2 separate regions of the Homo sapiens genome follow, and region 2 is linked to region 1. Evidence: chromatin loops called from intact Hi-C (ENCODE). Cell type or tissue: dorsolateral prefrontal cortex. All regions are shown on one strand.

What was found. Hi-C counts contacts between places; a loop is a spot of excess contacts. Peaks named below come from ENCODE experiments on the same cell type or tissue, not always from the same donor. Only the 100,000 strongest peaks of a DNase experiment are listed, where the experiment ranks them.
Region 2: a loop joins it to region 1, with 12 times the contacts of the local background. A loop is called at or near these places in 109 of 110 quality-filtered maps.

What each region holds. Positions count from the first base shown.
Region 1 is chr1:46,036,258-46,038,757 of GRCh38, forward strand. No RefSeq gene overlaps it. Among named protein-coding and RNA genes, the nearest start is that of PIK3R3, 95 kb to the right of the region's middle. RefSeq lists enhancers at 706-1,207, 817-866. In dorsolateral prefrontal cortex, CTCF peaks have their summits at 972 (motif pointing right) and 1,183; a DNase peak (open chromatin) is centred at 974; H3K27ac peaks cover 400 bases.
Region 2 is chr1:46,178,473-46,180,972 of GRCh38, forward strand. TSPAN1 (tetraspanin 1) reads left to right here. Exons shown (of 9, transcript NM_005727.4): 2 at 2,054-2,186. Among named protein-coding and RNA genes, the nearest start is that of P3R3URF-PIK3R3, 3.2 kb to the left of the region's middle. RefSeq lists an enhancer at 1,035-1,134. In dorsolateral prefrontal cortex, CTCF peaks have their summits at 1,244 (motif pointing left) and 1,992 (motif pointing right); DNase peaks (open chromatin) are centred at 1,219 and 1,952; H3K4me3 peaks cover 788 bases; H3K27ac peaks cover 663 bases.

The DNA of each region.
Region 1 (2,500 bases):
CCCAAAGGCTTTGACATTTGAGCTCAAACATGAAGAATAGATGATAGGTAGTAGTTTGCTGGGTGTGGAAGAGTGGAGGTTGGCATAAGAAAGGCTGTCCAGGCAACGTTTAGCACATGCAGTATACCTGGCATAGTCAAGGAACCAAAGATAATTCAAAGTAGAAACGGGTCTGGCAAGTGAGGCAAGGGCCATGTCTAATGGTCTTCCAGGAGATTTGACTTCGTGAAGGTGATGGGGAACCAGAAAATACCATGTAGCAACTAAAATTCCTTCATAGATAAGGGCACTAAGACTTTGATGCCCATGGTAATACAGTAGCTTGGGTAGAACGGGGGTTAGAACGTAGGTCTCCCTTGGACTCCGGAACTCACATCTCTCCTAACTAGGATTGCCTCAGCCAGGAAATGAGGAGGGGAAGAAGTGAGAGAAGGCAAAGAGTTTAACTTTGGGTGCGTTTGAGATAAAAGAGAAGACAGAAGCAGCAACCAGCAGAGTCATAAAGTCTATGGGAGGAGTTTTAAAATGGACAGAGAAGTTAACGATAAATGCCGAGGTGAGGGCGAGATTAAAACAGCTGCCAGTCGTATTTAGTAACAAGCCCTTCATAATTGTAGCCAGTGAGCTCTTCCTGGGCTGTTGTAGGTAGAGGCCTCAGCACTGGAGGTGGATGGACATCGTGTGTGTAGCCCGCATTGAGTAGAACTTCATTTGATGGTAGTGTGGGAGGAAGGGGGAGGACATAAGTGGGACCAGTGCCAGGGGAGTCAGGAGGTGGCATCACAGGGCAGGCAGTGGGGCTTGGTAGAGCACCAAGGCTTTGTCTCCATAGTGATAGAGGACTTGAGAAACTGTCTTGCACTGGTTGCACTGATCGTCCCACAATCCAGTGCCTAGGTCTGAAGAAGACGTGTTAGGAGGCCTGAAGACGAAAATGCCTCTGGGCCATTGCCTGGGAAGGCTGTGGCCACCAGAGGGCGCACTGTATCCACAGTGGCAGAGCCCATTTATGCAGATATTTGGCCCCTCAGCCTTCTAGTCCTCTCCACTTCTTCATTCATTCACAGCGGACCCTGGGCTAATGTACCGGGACCTGGGCAGACAGATCACAGGTTGTGAGCTGGAGAATGGCAGGGGCATGGCTGAGGTAGCAAGTGCCCCGTGCATGTAGGGATCTGGTCAGAAGCACCATACCACAGGTGAAAAGGATGTTGGGAACTGCCCTCCTAGAGGGTTGGAAATGGGGATGGGAGGAGGAAGCAGAGATGCTAAACATCCTATACCACACTGGGCAACTGCCCCAAGTGTCAGTGGTGTTCCCCTTGAGAAACTGGTGGGATTATCCTGAGGGTAGTGAAGAGTTTCTAAAAGGTAACTTCAGGGAAGTGGTATTATCATTTGCTTTAGGAAGATCACTCGCTGCAGTATAGAGAGGCTGGAGTGGAGTGAGCGTACCACAGAGGATGTAGTGACCCATTTTGGTGGTCTGAACTAGAACAGCAACAGTGAGGAGGTAAGGAAGGAAAGGGTGGGAAGCTGGACATCTAGATTTGGGAGCCATCAGGAAGTAGAGGGCAATGAAAGCCACAGGAGATGAGGACTGTCCAGGGAACATACGCAGAATGAGGAAGAAGTCCCGAAATACTGGCACTAGCTGAGGGGGATAGAGCCAGTGAAAAGTTGAAGGTGGGGATTGAGATCCTGAATCAGGGAGAAGCCAGACCATCTAATTTTGTAATTCACCCTAAGATCAATGGAGACTTATTTAATGTTTTACATCGGTTCAGATTTGTATTTTGAAAAGATGACTGGTTGCTATAATGAGAATGGATCTGAGGGGGACAAGAATGGAAGAAGGGGGGCCTTCCAGGATGAAGGGTGCAGATGGTAGTGAAGCAGTGAAGTTAGAAGTGATGTTTTGATTGACACTTGGTGAAGGACTTTAGGTATGAAGCAGAGGGCTATCAAGGATGATGACTGACTACATTTTTGACTTATATAACCAGATGAATTGTATTTCCATTCACCGAAATAAGAAACAAGGAAGAGAACCAGGGCTAAGTAGTTCAGTGCTGCATTCCATACGCTAAATATGAAGTAGCTTCCAATAGAGGTCTGGGCAAATGAAATAAACAGATGTAATCAGCCTAGAGATGGTAGGTGGATTCATGGCTGTGGATAAAACTGCCAGGTAAAATGGCATTGAGAACTGAAGGAATCCAGGAGATGTAAAAGAACAGTCAGATGTCAGAAGAATATTAGATTAGTGAGTTGTGATAGAGTCCATGAAGGAGCTTTCCATGGACAGGATAGTTAACAGCGATGGTTATTGAAGGCATCAAGAAAAGCAGTTTCAAACAGTGGTGGAACCAGTACTGAAATATTTGAGATGGGGAAATAAGGAAATTTAAGACAGTTCTTTCCAAAGGCTTGGCTTTGAAGAGGAGAAAAGAGATAAAGGTATATGGGATGATTGAGTAGGGATTAGGGGAGTAGAATG
Region 2 (2,500 bases), 140 kb after region 1:
GAGGACTCTGTGGCACCCTTAGTACCACCCTCACAAACCTCATCTTTCCCCCATCCCCTCCTCCAGCCTCTACTCTTGCCATCCTCAGTCTTAAAATATGACCTTGCTTCCACCAACTTCTAGCAACTGTAACTATAAACCGACCTGCCCCTGCTCCTCCTCTTCCTCAGGTCAGACCAAGGCCTCTTCCCTTGCTCTTTATGGAAGCCAGCCTTGTCTGCCTCTTTAGAGATTCCATCAGTGTAGACAGTCTGCTTGGTGGTTAAGATGTAGACTCTGGTGCCAGACTAACTGGGATTGAATCCTGGCTCTGCCACTTACAGGCTTTGTGATCATGGCAAGTACCTGACCCTTTGGTGCTTCTATTTCCCCATATTTAAAAATGGAGATCAGAAAGTCTATCTCATGGGATGGTTGTGAAGAGGAAAAAAAGCCTTAATATATGCAAGACATTTAAAATAAGATCAGTATTATTAGTGTAGTCTGTAATACTATTAGCCCCTCTCTCTTCTGTCTCTTCAGCTGCCTCCTTTCACTATAAAAACAAAACAAACTTAGAAATCCACTTCCTCAGCTAGGCACAGTGGCTGATGCCTGTAATCCCATCACTTTGGGAGGCTGAGGCAGAGGATTACTTGAGCCCAGTTCAAGACCAGCCTGGATAGCATAGCAAGACCTCATCTGTTTAAAAAAAAAAAATTTGCTTGAGTGCCGGCAAATACCTGTGGTCCCAGCTACTTGGGAGGCTGAGGATCATTTGAGCTCAGGAGGTCAAGGCTGCAGTGAGCTGTGATGTTGCCACTACACTCCAACCTGGGCAACAGAGCAAGACCCTGTCTCAGAAAAAAAAAAAAAAAAATCAACTTCCTCCATCTCATAGCCCCACTGCCTGTGACTCTCTCGACTTTGACCTTCTTGCTCTGTGCTCATTCCCTACTGTCCCTTCCTTCTAGAGCAGGAAGAAAATCTCATTTGAAAAGCCCAGAACTATTCTGTTACACAGAAGACCAGGAAAGAGAAGTTTAAAACCAAGTCTAAGAAAAGTCCCCAGGGTCACACAGTTCATAAGCGACAGAGCCAGGATTCCAGCACCTGGTCTGAATGACCCAGAAGCCAGGACTTTTCCCCCGCACCTCTACATCAGGCGTGCTGGAGCAGGAAGCGGTCAGGCAGCCCCACTAGGAGTAACAAAGATGGGATCACAGAGCCTTGGAACTGGGGGTGGCTCCTTCATGAGACCATGGTGCCACCTACTGGCAGAAAGAGAAGGGGTGTACACAGAGCGCTAAGAGAAGACTGGGAAGGAGAAAAAGAAAAAGATGGGGAAGGAGAGGAGATGGAAAGATGAAGGGAGGGGAAAAATGGGGAATGTGAGGTTTCATGGAGGGAAGAGGATTAGGAACTATTTGCTACTCGCAGGAGAGAGCGGAAGCTGCCAAATCTCAGTCATTTCCTTGAAAGTGAGTGAGAGACAGAGAAAGAGAAAGAGGGAGTGTGTGTGTGTGTGTGTGTGTGTTTGTGTGTGTGTGTGAGTGAAAGAGATACTTAAGTACGTACATCAGATATTATTCTGTTGTTTGTTAGTTGCTGGGAGTCAGTCCACAAAGAATTTAGTGTGCGTGTGTGCGCACGGACGCACACACACACATGCATTCAGGAACACTAGCACATGTTTATGTATGTAACTGGGTGCTTGCTGTATGAACATATGGATGGCAGCATGAGCAGATGCATGTGCATGTGAGCATGAGCACAGAGGGTATGTATGAGTGTATCAGCAGATGCAGGGTAAGAAGCACATTACACTGTTGTGGTGGAGGGCACGCAGACATTCTGGGAAGCCACTTGCCCCACCCCTGGGCTGCTTCTTCTTGAGATCAGGAGGGGCGTTGCCCAGGGCTGGTGTTGCCAGGTGGAGGCCTGCTGAGGCAGTGGTTGTGGGGATCGGTCTCCAGGCAGCAGGGGGCAGCAGGGTCAAGGAGAGGCTAACTGGCCACGGGTGGGGCCAGCAGGCGGGCAGAAGGAGGCTTTAAAGCGCCTACCCTGCCTGCAGGTGAGCAGTGGTGTGTGAGAGCCAGGCGTCCCTCTGCCTGCCCACTCAGTGGCAACACCCGGGAGCTGTTTTGTCCTTTGTGGAGCCTCAGCAGTTCCCTCTTTCAGAACTCACTGCCAAGAGCCCTGAACAGGTAATGGGATAGGGATACAGATTATCCTGTGAAGTGATATCGATCTGGAAACAGGTCTGGGGAGCTGGAGGGGCTCTAGTGAGGGTTCTGGGAGGGTCTGGGGTTAGTGTGGGGGGGAGCACAGGATATACAGGTGCTAGGAAAGAGCATGGAGTGACCTGCAGTGTGGGAGTCAGGCTGGGTGTGCAGGTGGAGGAACCTGGGGTGTTAGGATCTCAGAGTGTCAGGTGCTGGTGGAGGTCCTGGGTAGTATAGAGGGGTAAGGGTGTTAGGATAGAAACTGGGAAAAGGTCTGTGTCAGACCAGGTACAGGA